Linked DNA regions of Homo sapiens: region 1 is linked to region 2. The links are chromatin loops, found by intact Hi-C in ENCODE. Cell type or tissue: endothelial cell of umbilical vein. All regions are shown on one strand.

Region 1 (8,000 bases), 200 kb after region 2:
CCCCATTTCTTTCATGTCTTATTTCCAGTTTTCTCCAAGGAAGGCAAGGGTAGAGACATACATACATACCCACACTTGCACCCACCTGCTTACATTTTTACGTCGTCCACAAGAATCTGAATGAAGGAATGAAACCTCCAAGTCAAAACGCTCTCCTTGGCTGAACTCCAAAAAACATTTTTCCATGCTTCATCTCACTTCCTATTTAGGCTTTCCAATACTGTTGGTTGTGCAAAAGTCTGTCTATCCTACATGACTAGAAGCTTGCTGAGATAGAGGGCCCTGCCCAACACTGCAGCAAGATCATTCAGATATTCAATTAGCCCTTGAGGAATGAATAAATGATGGGCAAATATTACGGTTCAAATGACAGTTTCGTTTAACAGCCTATTTATGGTACCTGTTTATAGCTTATTTGTTGTCTATTTGTTAGTTCTCTTGATGTTTTACCTAAATTCACCTTATAGACCCAATTTCCAAGTATTTTCCTTTTCAGATTTTGTCAGTGTTATGTTACTTTTACAAACTAAAGATACCCACCCAACAAGCCCAAAGAACAAGAAATAATTCTTTAAAAGAAAGCAGCCTCTCGGCCAGGCATGGTGGCTCATGTCTGTAATCCCAGCACTTTGGGAGGCTGAGGTGGGTGGATCACCAGCCTCTGAGGTCAGGAGTTCGAGACCAGCCTGGTCAACATGGTGAAACCCTGTGTCTACTAAAAATACAAAAATTAGCTGGGCATGGTGGCACACACCTGTAATCCCAGCTACTTACTCTGAGGCAGGAGAATCTCTTGAACCTGGAAGGCGGAGGTTGCAGTGAGCCGAGATTACACCACTGTACTCCAGCCTGGGCGACAGGGCAAGACTCCGTCTCAAAAAAAAGAAAGCAGCCTCTCACACAGCAGCCATGTTTCTTGAACAAACTGGACCCCACTCCAGGGGAACAGAATGAGTACTTAGACATGTAAGTGGGCATTTACCCGCAGCAGCTGGCAGGGCCTCACCATTCAGTACATCCTAACAATCCAGCCTTTCAGCCACCAACCTAATGGGCTTTTCTTGGCACGGACAGTTCTGGCTTGGCAAAACACTCATTTTCACATCTTAAATTGGTACATGTCACAACTGAATGGAGCTTCAGGATCTGCTGTCTGTCTGACATGCTGCACAAGGCTTCTCTTGGTCAGGGACTCAGGTGTCCACACTCATCTCAGACTCCTTTCTCCATAAAGATCCATGAAAAAAAAAAATCAATTATTTGTATCCCTAATCAAATTCCCAGTGTCTTATTTGGCCACTTAAGATGGCTTTTAAGCCAGGTGTGTTGGCACATGCCTATAGTCCCAGCTATGCAGGAGGCTGAGGTGAGAGGATCACTTGAGCCCAGGAATTTGGGGCTGCAGTGAGCTATGATCACACCACTGTGCCTGGGTAACATAGCAAGACCTTGTCTCTAAAAAAATAAACAAACAAATAAATAAAAGATGGTTTCTCTTGAAAAAGCAAGCTAGAAAAATAAAATCAGGCCGGGCGTGGTGGCTCACACCTGCAATCCCAGCACTTTGGGAGGCCGAGGTGGGTGGATCACCTAAGGTCAGGAGTTTGAGACCAGCCTGGCCAGCATGGTGAAACCCCATCTCTACTAAAAATACAAAAAATTAGCTGGGTGTAGTGGCAGGCTCCTGTAATCCCAGCTACTTGGGAGGTTGAGGCAGGAGAATCGCTTGAAACCAGGAGGCGGAGGTTGCAGTGAGCCGAGATCGCGCCACTGCACTCCAGGCCGGGTGACAGAGTGAGACTCCATCTGGGAGAAAAAAAAACAAACCACAGACACACACACACACACACACACACACACACACACACAAAAGAAAAAGAAAATCTACCTTTCAGGAACTGAAGCACACTGCATTAAAAACACGAATTTATGTGCTCACATAGTCTCAGGTTCCCTGTAACACCAGGATGATATCCCTCAAAGCATTTCCAAGCAGCCTTCTTGCTGAGCAGCTAACTCCTCCTGGCTACAGAGCGGCTTTTAGTTGTCTCTGCTTCCTTAAATGCATCTCTTCCCATCTTAACAGATCCTCCTTAACATGAAGCTTTTCCCTCCCTTTCCCATGGTGTCTTGTGGACTTTGAAAAGGGTATCCCTTGAAGCTCTGCGTTCAGCAGCCAACTTTCAGATGCACAGCTAAATTCCTAGTCAATATGTTTCTTAGGAACCCTAAGCATCATCTAATGAGCACATAATAAGGTGGACTCACCAAGAGAGCTCGGCACATAAACTGAGTCCAGTCGGAAGGAGGCAAGGATACCTAGAAAAATGGAACAGACAAGCAAAGGCAAACTTGGCAGAATGAGCCCACCAGGCAAGCTGAGCCAAAGGAGAGACAGGCAGAGGAGAAGAGAGGGAGGAAGGATGAAACTGAGGAGAAGTGAGCCCTCACCCGCACTCTGCCTGTGGGAGGCCAGGGCAGGAATGAATGAAGAGGTAGGACCCGGGAACACAGATTCAGAAGCATGTTATACTGTCGCTCTCCCTCTCTCTCCCGTTCCTGCTCTGTCTTGTTAAATAGCGTCCACCTCTCAAGCACTTACTGTGTGCCTAGTACTGTGCCAAGCACTTTATACATATCACAGACATCCTCACAACCACCTTATGAATTAGCCGTGATGACTATCCCCATTTTACAGATGAGAAAAACTAAATCTCACAGAAGTCAAGTGACTTTCCCAAAGTAACAGCTAATGTGTTTTGTGGAGACAGGGATTTGGGTCCAAAGCCCTGAAACACTGTTCTAATTTCTGCATATGTACCTTTATAAGGCAACGAAATAAACATGGCTTACCGTGCACTTAGCTGAATTCCAACCAACACCAGAGACAAAAGGCCATGTTCTCTACCCTCAGAAAACTCACAGTCCACAGGGGAAGCCAATAATCCCACGCATAAGTCCCCTGTAATAAGAATGCCAAGTGGCCAGTTATCTACTCCAAATCGTGAAGGAATACAGGAAATCAGAGCAGGAGCCTTCCTGGAGGAGTAGCCTAGGACATGCTCTGGAGAGGTTGCCAGGAGAAACCGGCTGGGCCATTTCGCATGTGTATTTCCTTCTCATTCTCCAGGTTATTATAACTTCTCTCAATGCAGATAAGCATTATCTGCACTAAAGAGAATGTTGCTTCTAAAAGACCTACAAAATGATGGTTCATATTAATGAGTAATATTCTTAAAACAGGATCTACTCATTCAATGCCCAAATCACACTGAACAAAACCAAGGGACTTCCTGCTTCTCCATGGCCACGAGGCTGACATTACCCTGTCTGCTCCATACGTGTCAAGCGTTATCTCTTCCAGCCAACGAAGGGGTGGGGAGGAACGCACAGACTGACAACGTTTCATCCTGTAGATATTCCACTTGTGCTAATTCACTTCCTCTCCCAAACAATTGAAACGGATGCCTGAGGCTGTATGTAATGGAATATACGATGGAGCCTGGGGCACACCCTTATCGATTCTAAATGGGCGAACTGTAAATATATTCTGTTTAGTCCATCTATAGTGACTTAGTCAGAAAAAGGGCAAAAGCGGCCTGGCCGTGAGCTCACTGGTGCCACTGCCTCCATGAATGGCAAAGGAACGGAGCAAGTGAGAAAGAGGCCTCCTCCATGTGCTGTGGTGCAGAAGGAAAAGAAACCGCGATCATCTGACGCCAGAAGAGCTCCCAGGAATGAAATCTGTGAAAGATTCTGGCATCACTCCCAGCAGTTCACACACTGACTGTAGAGACTTTGAATGGCAAAGCCAATATCTAGGAAGACAATTTTCTATATTCCCATCCCAAGTGCACAGAAGAAAACGCTGGCAGGATGGCCGGGCGCGGTGGCTCACGCCTGTAATCCCAGCATTGTGGGGGGCCGAGGCGGGCGGATCACCTAAGGTCAGGAGTTCAAGACCAGCCTGACCAACATGGAGAAACCCCATCTCTACTAAAAATATAAAATTAGCGGGGCGTGGTGGTGCATGCCTGTAATCCCAGCTACTCGGGGGGCTGAGGCAGGAGAATCGCTTGAACCCGGAGGCAGAGGTTGTGGTGAGCTGAGATTGCGCCATTGCACTCCAGCCTGAGCAACAAGAGGAAAACTCCATTTCAAAAAAAAAGAAAAGAAAATGCTGGCAGGCTGTGCTTTCAATTATACTGATTTATAGGCCAATGAAATATTATTTTAAGGTAATAAATAACTTTTTAGCGCTTTTTGCCTTACCAAATTCCTAAGGACAGCTCTTCTGTGTATTATATACCATTCAGCATCTCCAACATGAGCAGCACCCATTAAAAGTCTGTTCTCTACAGGATACGTATACCTGCAGCGCCTGTAGCTTTGTTTTTATAAAGCCAAACAGCTTGTAATTCCTAGTCTATTAAATATTACACTCCAAAGGTTGCAGCCTTTCATCACTTTCCCAGAGACACACATTTCTGCTGCTTACCCATAAACCACAGATGGCCTCAAAAATTGAGCTTTACACAGAGGAGGCAAAACAATTTCGAAAAACTTCTCAAAGGAGGGTGGAAATATCGGAACTGAATCAACACTAAATTCTGACCTCTTCTCTCTGCCTGTCCCATGGTATCCTTCCGCCACTTTTTTTCTTGCATTGCTTTAGGTGTACCTATCCTCTCTGAGGCAGCCCAGTCCTGGATAGACATATGAGGTGCTAGGCAGACAGACAGGCAGCTCAAAGGAAAATCTAATCATTTTCATGAATGGGGAAAAAAAAGAATGGCATTGATGACTTTCTCTACATGTCTTTTTCACCTGGAAAATTCTATACTGTGGGTCAGGTGTCAGGGGTTGTAGTAAGGTCTCAAAAATCCTGACAATCGTGGCCGGGCACGGTGGCTCACGCCTGTAATCCCAGCACTTTGGGAGGCCGAGGTGGGCGGATCACGAGGTCAGGAGATAGAGACCATCCTGGCTAACACGGTGAAACCCTGACTCTACTAAAAATACCAAAAATTAGCCAGGTGTGGTGGCGGGCACCTGTAGTCCCAGCTACTCGGGAGGCTGAGGCAGGAGAATGGCGTGAACCCGGGAGGTGGAGGTTGCAGTGAGCCGAAATCGCGCCACTGCACTCCAGCCTGGGCGACAAAGCAAGACTCCGTTTAAAAAAAAAAAAAAATCCTGACAATCTTTCTAAGGTGAAAAGGAAAAGTTGGACCAGTGCGGCGACTCACACCTGTAATCCCAGTACTTTGGGAGACCGAGGAGGGCAGATCACCTGAGGTCAGGAGTTCCAGATCAGCCTGGCCATCATGGTGAAACCCCGTCTCTACTAAAAACACAAAAATTAGCCGGGCGTCGTGGCGGGTGCCTGTAGTCCCAGCTACTCAGGAGGCTGAGGCAGGAGAATCACTTGACTCAGGAGGCAGAGGTTGCAGCGAGCCAAGAGCATGCCACTGCACTCTAGTCTGGGTGACAGAGCGACACTCCGTCTCCAAAAAAAGGGAAAAGTTTATACAGTTTCAAAAGTAAAAGCAATGAACTAAGACATAACTATTCAACAATGAAAAGTAGTTCATTTTTGTAGGTGAAAATTTATAATATCAACTGCACTTAAAATATTTGCCAGCCAGCCTCATTCATCACATATTTCCTAAATAAGAATAATCAGGCAGTTTTGACAGAAAAATAAAATGTGTCCCAAAAGAAGTCCGTACCTCGAGCCAAATTTCCCAGCCAAAACCCATCAGGCTTATGAATATAAGTGCCATCAATATAAACTTTTCACACTTCAGAGATCGGCAGTTTACAAGCATTCATTTGCTCAAACATTATGTTCTTCGTCCAAAGTTGTATGTGTTTATAAAGGGAAAAAAAAAATCAACAACATTCTCCCAACCTCCTTCCCTCCCCTCCCCACCACTCTGGCATCTCTAATTATATGTTAGGTTACTGAATAAAATTTTTCAAGCTCACAACTGAAACATCGAAAGGTAGTACATAAGGTAAAAGCCCCGTGAACACCAGATGCGGTGGCTCATGCCTGTAATCCCAACACTTTGGGAGGCTGAGGCGAGCAGATCACCTGAGGTCAGGAGTTCAAGACCAGCCAGACTAACATGGAGAAATCCTCTAAAAATACAAAATTAGCCAGGCGTGGTGGTGCATGCCTGTAATCCCAGCTACTTGGGAGGCTGAGGCAGGAGAATCGCTTGAACCCAGGAGGCGGAGGTTGCAGTGAGCCGAGATAGCGCCATTGCATTCCAGCCAGGGCAACAAGAGCGAAATTCCGTCTCAAAAAAAAGGCCCCATGATCACTTCTCAGAAGTAAGCAACATTATACTTCAATGACCACAGTGTGATCCATATGCCACACCAGCTGTCAATGTCACCTAAAGACCAAAGTGACAAACCCGCGTCACTATTGGACCACGCTTGTCAGGTATCTCCAGAGATTAGTTACTATCACATGATTGTTTTGTTTTGTTTTGGATTGGGACAGAAGATAAAACACAACTATTTTAGGTTTTAGATTTTTTATTTGTAAAAACCCACCCAGCACATTAACTCTAGAGCTGGGATACAACTGTACTTACCTAAGAAAGATTTAATAGTTAGAGAAAGTTAGTTTAAATCCATTTTAGTTAGATGATGTGGAAAATCGGAGTGTCAACTTCTTTTTTCTTCCACCTTCTTCTAACTGCACCTTTAAAAAAATTCGTTTATAATAGAATGTACCCAAAGTCATACACTGAATTTATTATAATTGTACTGTCATATAACCTCTTTCAAGGCCGAGAAAGGATGCATTCCATTTGTATAATTTACCCCAACAAACCAGAACAAAACAATTAAATATTATCTTCCACATAAAGTCTCAAACAATCACACACCAACTCTAAGCTAGCCAGACTAGTTGTTGCGTAAGGAAATGAGAAACTGTTGGTCAGTGGCAGGTAGGTGCACGGGTCAGAGACAAGACTCTTAGACATTACATAACTCAAAAGTTAAATAACAATGAAAGTGTTTTTGGAGTTTTCTAAAAAGGTAAACCATTAACTTGGGACTTGAATAAAACTACGCCACATGTTGACATCATTCCAAACTGCAAGGCTGAAGCCATTTGGAAAAGGAAAGAAGGTCCCAGTGTGTCGTTAAGGCCTGCGAAAGTTCTGAGCTCAAAGGGCAGACCCTGTTGCCTTTGGCTGGGCTTCAAATGAAAACCTTCCATGAAGGGTCTACTATTTATCCCTAACCATTTTCTCCATGCAGATGCTGAAATAAATTGGCGCCAAATGGCTGCCTACTTCACCTCTCTTAAATATCAACTTCATCTGGCTTTCAAAGATGGAAAACTGCCAAATCCTAAATAGCACAGATAATGAAATAGGCCTGGCCCTGGGTTCTGGGTCCATGTCTTGCCACCTTTTAATCAGCTGCCTGGAGAAAGCCACTTGACCTGTCTAAACACAGGTGGATAAAATGTGAAGGGAGGCAATGCTGGTCACTCAGCCTTCTTCCAGGTCAAAGTCCCGGCCAGGCACAGCGAGAGGCTGACGCTTATAATCCCAGCACTTTGGGAGGCCGAGACGGGCGGATCACTTGAGGTCAGGAGTTCAAGACCAGCCTAGCCAACATGGCGAAACCCCACCTCTACTAAAAATAAAAAAATTAGCCAGGTATGGTGATGCATGCCTATAATTCCAGCTATTTGGAGGCTGAGACAGAGAATCACTTGAACTGGGGAGGCAGAGGTTGCAGTGAGCCAAGATCGCCCCACTGCACTCTAGCCTGGGCAACAGAGCAAGACTTCGTCTCCAAAAATGCAAAAGGCCAGGCACAGTGATTCATGCCTGTAATCCCAGCACTTCGGGAGGCCGAGGAGGGTGACTCACGAGGTCAGGAGTTCAAGACCAGCCTGGCCAAGATGGTGAAACCCCGTCTCTACTAAAAATACAAAAAATAAGCCAGGCACGGTGGCAGGCGCC
Region 2 (8,000 bases):
ATGGGAGGAGGGGTGGCTCCCTGGACAATGAAAGAGACTAGATTTAGGGGAGTGCGATCCAAGCCAAATTTATTTCAAGAAGATTAAAGGAATATGATAGTTCTGGAAAGCATACTGGAGTAATGAAGCCCAATAGCCGGGGTACTGCATGGGTGAAACAGAAAGGGGCTAATTAGTTCCCAGAAAATGGGAGGAAATGGTCAAGTGTTGATGAAGCCTGAAGTTTACAACCTCTCCTTAGGCCTATACTATAATTCCCATGGCCACATTCTCATGTTCAGTTTTATTCAGGCACTAACAAGGACAAAGGTTGACAAACATAGAAAAGGAATGCTAGAATCTCTTTAATGGTGTGGACATTCTCTTCATCAGCCTCATGAACTCAGATTTGGGATGATGCTTCCTGGCTGGTGCTGTTCTTCCCCACACCTTGTCTTCCTCCTAGCTGACTTCTCTGCATCACTTGCATGGCGGAGTGTTCAGGGAACTTGAGGGATCTACACACTCTATGTACAGACCTCATCCAGGCTGTGCCAAATAGTATTTTAGAATGGTCAAGGTTTAGTGCCCAGGATCACCCATCCAGAGGCTTTGCAAGGGTTGGACAGACATGGCCCTGAGAGAGCCCATGGCTTGATGAGCTGAGTGCAGGCTGAAGTTCAGGCCCCACAGGCCCTCCCTCTAGCAACTCTGAGCAATCTACATAGTCTGCATGAGCAGACAGATAATCTGCTGCTGCATACAGGACAAACAGAGCTCACCCCTGCTCACTAAGGCTCACCTCCTAGGATGCCTCCTAGGCAGGCAGAAGTTAAGGCTGGCTTGCCACACTCACATTCTAGGACCAGGGACCTGCACCTGCCCTTGCTACGCTGACCAGTCTCCCAGGCTGTCACCACTGCCCTTGGAAGAGCTCACACTGCTGATATTCCAATCTCCTTTCTTGCTCTTGCCAAGAGGTGGCAAGAGGGTCTCCTTATTCACCTGCCCACTGAAAACCAAAATTTTTTTTTTATTATAGTAAAATAGACGTAACATAAACTTGACCATTTTCACTATTTTTGAGAGCGGCATGAAGTTCATCGCATTGTTGTGCCACCATCACCGCCATCCATCTCCAGAACTTTCTCTTCATCCCAAACTGAAACTCCTAACCCATTCAACAGTAAATCCTCATATCCTTTTCTCCTAGCCCCTTAATTTAAAATGGATAAGGATAGTATTTTTGAAATAATAATGTTTATTTCCTGTTGACTTTCTTATTGACAATCTGCCCTTGATACAGGCAGAGGTATCCATTGTCTTGGGAATAGTTAAGATTGTGAAAGGGGAAATGGAATGAAAAAGAGCCAAATGTTTGGGGTTTAGCTTCTATTAATAAAACAAAATTTTTGAGACCCTGGCTTTCAGCAAAAAGCCAGTCTTTATAAACAGAGGCAAATGTCCTTCCAAATTCCAACAGGCTCCTGGGAAGCTGGGTGGGCACTCAGGATGGCCTCGCTCCAGGTCACCTTGCCTTGCGCCACTGTCTTTAGGAGTGAAAACAATCCATAAGCAGCATCATAGCTGTGCCAACAAATAGTGGGGCGGGTATCGTGGAGGAGGATTCAAGGCGTCTTTATAGCCTGGAAGACAGAACAAGGGATGAGAAATACAGGTGGTAAGTGTCAGCTCACGTAGGAATTAAAATCTGCTTTTCCAATCCTCCATCTCTGGGACCATTTGAGCGGAGACCGACTGACCCTCATATTTCATGGCGGGTGATGCTCTGGCTGAACTTCGAGACATCCCATTTCCTCCTGACTGTTGGATCCTATGCCCCTATGTTAAGAGCAACCAGAAATACTGTGCTTCCTAAAGTGTGGCCCTCCCGCAGGGACCTTGGGTAAGTTTCAGTGTTCAGGGGATGGAATAAACATTGTCATGAAATATGTCATGAGACGGGGCCTGAGGGCTTTTCCTGAACTTCTATGCATAGCAAAGAGCAAAGGCTCCTGAGCAAACAAAACACAGCAATAAACCTTTAGAGTCATGTTGCCCATGGTGAACTTTTCACAATTCCAGGGAAATGGAGAAAAATGAAGAGCACTGGGTAATTTTTTTCCCCTAAGATTAAGTTATTCCATTGAAAGGAATGTTAATTATTCTAGGACTGTAACCTTCCCACTTTCTCTCTCTCTTTTGTTTCCTTCCTTCCTTGCCTTCCTTGCTGCTTTTTTTTTTTTTTTTTTTTTTTTTTTTTGCTCTGTCTTGCTCTGTTGCCCAGGCTGGAGTGCAGTGGCACAATCTCGGCTCACTCCAGCCTCTGCCTCCCGGGTTCAAGTGATTCTCGTGCCTCAGCCTCCCCGGTAGCTGGGATTACAGGAGCGTGCCACCATGCCTGGCTAATATTTGTATTTTTAGTAGAGACAAGGTTTCGCCATGTTGGCCAGGCTGGTCTTGAACTCCTGGCCTCAAGTGATCTACCCGCCTCGACCTCCCAAAGTAATGGGATTACAGGCGTGAGCCACCGTGCCCCGCCCTTCCTTGCTGCTTTAATTTTTTTCATTTGGAATTTTTTTCTCTATTTATTAATTTCTTTCTTTCCTTCTCTTTCTTTTGGGGCACTATGATTGGTGACAGCATTGGATAGTTATTGTAGTTTCTGTGTTCTTTGCAAAACAAAGTGTCAGAGTGTCAGTCCTCCATGTTCTTTATAAAAGTTTGCTATTTCATAACATTCCCAAAGTGTGGGAACCACTGGCAATAGCAAGGCGTCTCAAGGTTTAAGAGTCAGTTAAAAAAAAAAAAAAAAAAAAAAAAAGGCGGCCAGGCACGGTGGCTCATGCCTGTAATCCCAGCACTTTGGGAGGCCAAAGTGGGCGGATCATGAGGTCAAGAGATCGAGACCATCCTGGCCAACATGGTAAAACCCCGTCTCTACTAAAAATACAAAAATTAGCCAGGTGTGGTGGTGCGTGCCTGTAGTCCCTGCTACTCAGGAGCCTGAGGCAGGAGAATCACTTGAACCTGGGAGGCAGAGGTTGCAGTAAGCCGAGATCGCACCACTGCACACCAGCCTGGCGACAGAGTGACAGAGCAAGACTCCATTTCACAAAAAAAAAAAAAAAAAAGCTACTCTTTATTGAAAATAGCTTTAAGGGGCAGAGAGAAGTTATAAGATTCCTTTTTATTTCTCATTTTCAAATAAAAAATGAAAATAGTAATTCCAAAATGACAAGAGAGAATCTATTCAAGCGTTTAGTGTACTTTTGCCTGGCTTATGGAGGGATAAGATAAAAATGTCACTGGGTGAAAACAATGAGATAAATTCACAGCTGGGAACATTGCACAATATCACCAGTGTTGCATGTTTGCTCAGTAGCTGGCTGTTCTCCATGTCAGCAGGATGTATGTGGCTTGTTTTGACTCCAGGTCCTCCAGGAGTATGTGTCCAACCACCAAGGTGGGCAGCAGAGTTTGGAGGCCAAATCCTTTGGTACCTGGAGCGGGATAGCAATGGAACCACACAGAGAATGGCCCAGAGCACTGGGAAGGGTGCCTTCTCAGCAAAAGGCACCTGCACAGAAATTCAGCCCATAAAGCCAGGCAGAGAAGGACATGAATGACAATTGGATAATGAGTGTTGGCATTAAAAAGCATTTAAAATAAGTCACTAGACAATTAAACTTGCAATGTCAGAAAATCTTACAGCTTATGTATAATCAAATGAAACTAAACTTGATAGAGTGTTCACCAGATTTGACAGTAATCTTTAAAATTTATGACATTGCCTGTAATGGGTTTTGAAGCTCAAAGTTTTCTAAACTGGTAATAAATGTAATTATTGAGTAATTAATCTCTTGTGATGGTGGAAAGAATGAATTTTTTCCGTTCTTGCTAAAAGAGTAAGATTATAAAAGCTGTTATATGTAGCAAAAAATTTGGTAAAAATTATTATAAAGTGTGTTAGCCATTGATTAATAAAATAATGTTTTTCTGGAAGAAAAGAAAACCAGATAGAGTGCAACATAAATGCAAAGTTTTGCTCAGCAATTAATGTTTTCTCTTTTTGGATTTTAATTGTTATGTGCCGACAGCCCAAAAAGCCACATATATCATGTCCAGTCCGAAATACAGAAAAAAATGTGCATAAAGATGTTTAGCCCAGCTTTGTTTTCAACAGGGAATAACGCCTGAGTGTTTCACAGTAGGGAATTGGGATATGACAATATTATTATAGCATTTTGCAGCCGTTAAAAGGAATGTTTCTGAAAAGCTTCTAATAACATTGTAAAAAAGCTGTGTCATAATCTTCCGTTTAAAAAAAGCAGGGTATAAAATTGAACACTTCATATGATTTCAGCTACATTAAAACATGTCTAGAAAATACAACCAAAGGGAATAAAAACTTTCATTGCCTCAAATTACCCCAAAGGGAAAGGGCAGCCCATGGCCAGGAAGGGCCAGCCTCAGAAGGACTGAAGTTGCTGACTTGTGCCTACGGCGGCAGCAGCTGCTGGTTTCTCCTTCCATGTTAATCTGGGTCACAGAATCTCGTGATTTACAGAAGCAGCTCTGGCTCATTCTTGGGTGACTGGCCTGCCTTCTTGGAAGACAGGATGATGCTCATCAACGCTGGCTGTGACGCAACCTGAGGACTCTGCAAACCTCCCGTGGGGTCACACACTGGGGCAGAAGCCCCAGCATCTGAGTGTCCGCTTTGAGGATGGAGCGAGTGGGATGGGTGAGGCAGAGAGGAAGAAACTTCTCCGGATGTCCTGGTTAGTCACCCTGATTGTGGGAAATGCACACTCATGGCTGAATCAGCAAGAATCAAGTCTCTTGGTCAGAAAAAAAAGCCATTATGGCCTAAGAATCTCTCATGACACACACACACACGACACACCACACACACACCACACCCCCCCCACACACACACCACACACACACCACACACCAAACACACACACCACACACCAAACACATACACACCACAAACACCACACACCAAAAACACACACACCGCACATACACACATCACACACACCACACACACCAGATACACACATGCACACACCACACACACCAAACACAACACACACCACACATATACACATACATATGCCACACATATGCGCACACCCCACACACACACCACACACGCACACACCACACACAACCATACCACATGCACACCACACACGCACACACCCTACACACCTCACACACACACCACACACACATCACATAAACACACACCACACACACCCCCACACACACCACATGCACACACACCACACACACAAAGCACACACACATGCACACACATCACACACACACATATATGCACATACCAAAGACACAGACTTACCCCCATATATACATGTGTATACACATGCGCAATACACATATACACATGTGCATATGCACACTAACTCTGCTACACATATGCACATGACACACGCACATACATTAATATACATGTACACAAATGCACACATTTATGCACAAAATACAGATGCATACACCTGCATATCCGTGTACTCTCATGACACACACATGCACACACACATACAGACTGCAGTGTAATATACTTAGTAGAATAGGATGAGGGGCCCTCAGTTGGGGTCAGATGGCCTGATGCTTAGTCTGAATTGTTAATAATTGAACTGTGTAATTTTGCCTGAATCTTTTCATCTCTGCTTCCAGCTGCCAGAGTGCGGTTGACTCAAACCATCTGGAAGTTCTCTTTAGTTGTAAAATTCTGTGATTTCAATGGAAAAGATGGTATCATTCATCCAGAGCTCACCTGAGCTCCTTCTCTCTACCCTGAGGAGAATCCTGGGGGCTGGAGTCACAGCATAGGGTGCTTGGGAGGCCGTCCTCACCCAGCACCAGCCCCAAGAGTGTTGCCACCAGGGATAGCCCAGCGTCCCCGAGGACCTCTGCTGTGGGCATTCCTGTGGCTTCTTCCCCCTCACACCCACACACTTCTTCCCTCCTTTCTGATAAAGAATCAAGAATTTGCCGTGGGAGCAAATAGGCAGGAACCAGCAAGCTTCTGAGGCCCAGCGCTTCCAGGAAGAGATCAGCAGCTGTCTGTCCTGAAGGTATTTCCAGGGTTCCTTTCTGCTCAGCGGAGGTGGAAGGGAGCTCACTGCTCCTTAACTCTCCCTGTCAGAGGTGCCCCTGGTCCACCCTCTCTGGCCATGGCATTCATTTAGGGCAGACAAGCGGTTCCTGTCCTGAGTCAACATCTGGAAGCCACCAGGCCCTGGGCTGGGAGGATTTGGAGCCTGTCATCAGCATGTGACTTTTGGTTGTGATGCTACAGTCTGACCTCACCCTCAGGTTGCCACCCAAAGCCCAGCTATGCTCCAGATCGCTGAAGATTGCCCTTGAGAGCAAATTCCTCAGGCAGCTGTGGAGCTGAGCCCTGAGGACTCAGTGAGCCAGGGCTGGGCCCTCACCCTCACACTATTCCTCATAAACAGTTCAGTTTAAGTTCTCAGGAATGCATAGTCCTGCAAAGACTGTGGCGCTGGGTCTCAAATACGAATTCAAACTAAAAACAAAACCCTCTGCCAATCAAAAGAGGAAAGAAGCCAAACAGAACTCTCACTTCTTCCCCCTCTGAGGACCACTTTAAAGTTTTTTTTTTTTTGAAATAACAAATATTAAATTCTTTAAAAAGCAATCAATCCCTTTTCCTGTTCCCCTTTTCTGGGGGGCTCCGCTTGGCTGAGCTGCTCTAAATACAGTAGGTAGTCTTGTACATTACTCTGCCAGCTTTATTGTTACCTGGACATTTTTAGGTTTCAGCTTTATCTTTTTAGTTTTTTTTTTTTTTTTAAAGAAAACTGTGGTAATATAGAGAAACACAAAATTTACTACTTTACCCAACTTGAACTGCACAGATCAGTGGCATTCAATACATTCATATTGTTGTGCCATCATCACCATGCCCTCCAGAAACTTTCTTCATCTTGCAAAACTGAAATCATCTTTTAATTCATTCATTCGTTTATTTTGAGATGGAGTCTCGCTCAGTCGCCCAGGCTGGAGTGCAATGGAGCAATCTCATTTCACTGCAACCTCTGCCTCCCGGGTTCAAGCAATTCTCCTGCCTCAGTCTCCTGAGTAGCTGGGATTACAGGCGCCCCCTCACCACGCCCAGCTAATTTTTTTGTATTTTTAGTAGAGACAAGGTTTCACCATGTTGGCCAGGCTGGTCTCGAACTCCTGACCTCAAGTGATCTGCCTATCTTGGCTTCCCAAAGTGCTAGGATTACAGGTGTGACCCGCCACGCCCGCCTCCATCTTTTTATTCTTTTTTTTTTTAGACGTAATTTTTGCGCTTGTTGCCCAGGCTGGAGTGCAGTGGTGCGATCTCAGCTCACTGCAACCTCTGCCTCCTGGGTTCAAGTGATTCTCCTGCCTCAGCCTCCTAAGTAGCTGGAATTTCAGGCACACACCACCATGCCTGGCTAATTTTTTTGTATTTTTAGCACAGACAGGGTTTCACCATTTTGCCCAGGCTGGTCTTGAACTCCTGACCTCAGGTGATCTGCCCACCTCCGCCTCCCAAAGTGCTGGGATTACAGGCATGAACCACTGCACCTGGCCCATCTTTTTACTCTTAATGAAAGCTTCCACTTCTAAGCTCAGATCTGCGCACTTCCCTCTTGGTTTTACAGCCCGGCTATTATCTAGCCATTGTTTATGCAAGAACAGCCACGCTGGGCCCCTCACTTTGGAGTGACTTTTCTGTGGTCACTCTATCAGGGCTTAGTAAGACCAGTGTGGACTCTGAACAGCGACAGGGCCAAATATAGTTTTATGATTTTTGTGAATCCTGTAGTTGTCACCCTAACAGCTTTTCTACAAAATAGACCAGCAAAATTTCCACCAAGTTCTGATTCCTTTTAGAAGGTGTAGGGGTTGAGATTTTGGAACCCATTGCAACTCCCACAAATGCCTTCAAGCCCACACCGTACTGGCTTTGGGTCCCTGGGATA

Evidence for each region. Hi-C counts contacts between places; a loop is a spot of excess contacts. Peaks named below come from ENCODE experiments on the same cell type or tissue, not always from the same donor. Only the 100,000 strongest peaks of a DNase experiment are listed, where the experiment ranks them.
Region 1: it touches region 2 in a loop (3-fold over the local background); 1 of 110 quality-filtered maps calls a loop at or near these places.

What each region holds. Positions count from the first base shown.
Region 1 is chr9:87,505,538-87,513,537 of GRCh38, reverse strand. All of the region lies in intron 2 of DAPK1 (death associated protein kinase 1), which reads right to left. Among named protein-coding and RNA genes, the nearest start is that of DAPK1, 12 kb to the right of the region's middle. In endothelial cell of umbilical vein, no CTCF peak of the experiment used is centred here; DNase peaks (open chromatin) are centred at 167 and 3,447; H3K27ac peaks cover 1,897 bases.
Region 2 is chr9:87,710,335-87,718,334 of GRCh38, reverse strand. No RefSeq gene overlaps it. Among named protein-coding and RNA genes, the nearest start is that of CTSL, 12 kb to the left of the region's middle. RefSeq lists an enhancer at 3,749-4,948. In endothelial cell of umbilical vein, no CTCF peak of the experiment used is centred here; DNase peaks (open chromatin) are centred at 2,024, 3,344 and 4,604; H3K27ac peaks cover 2,689 bases.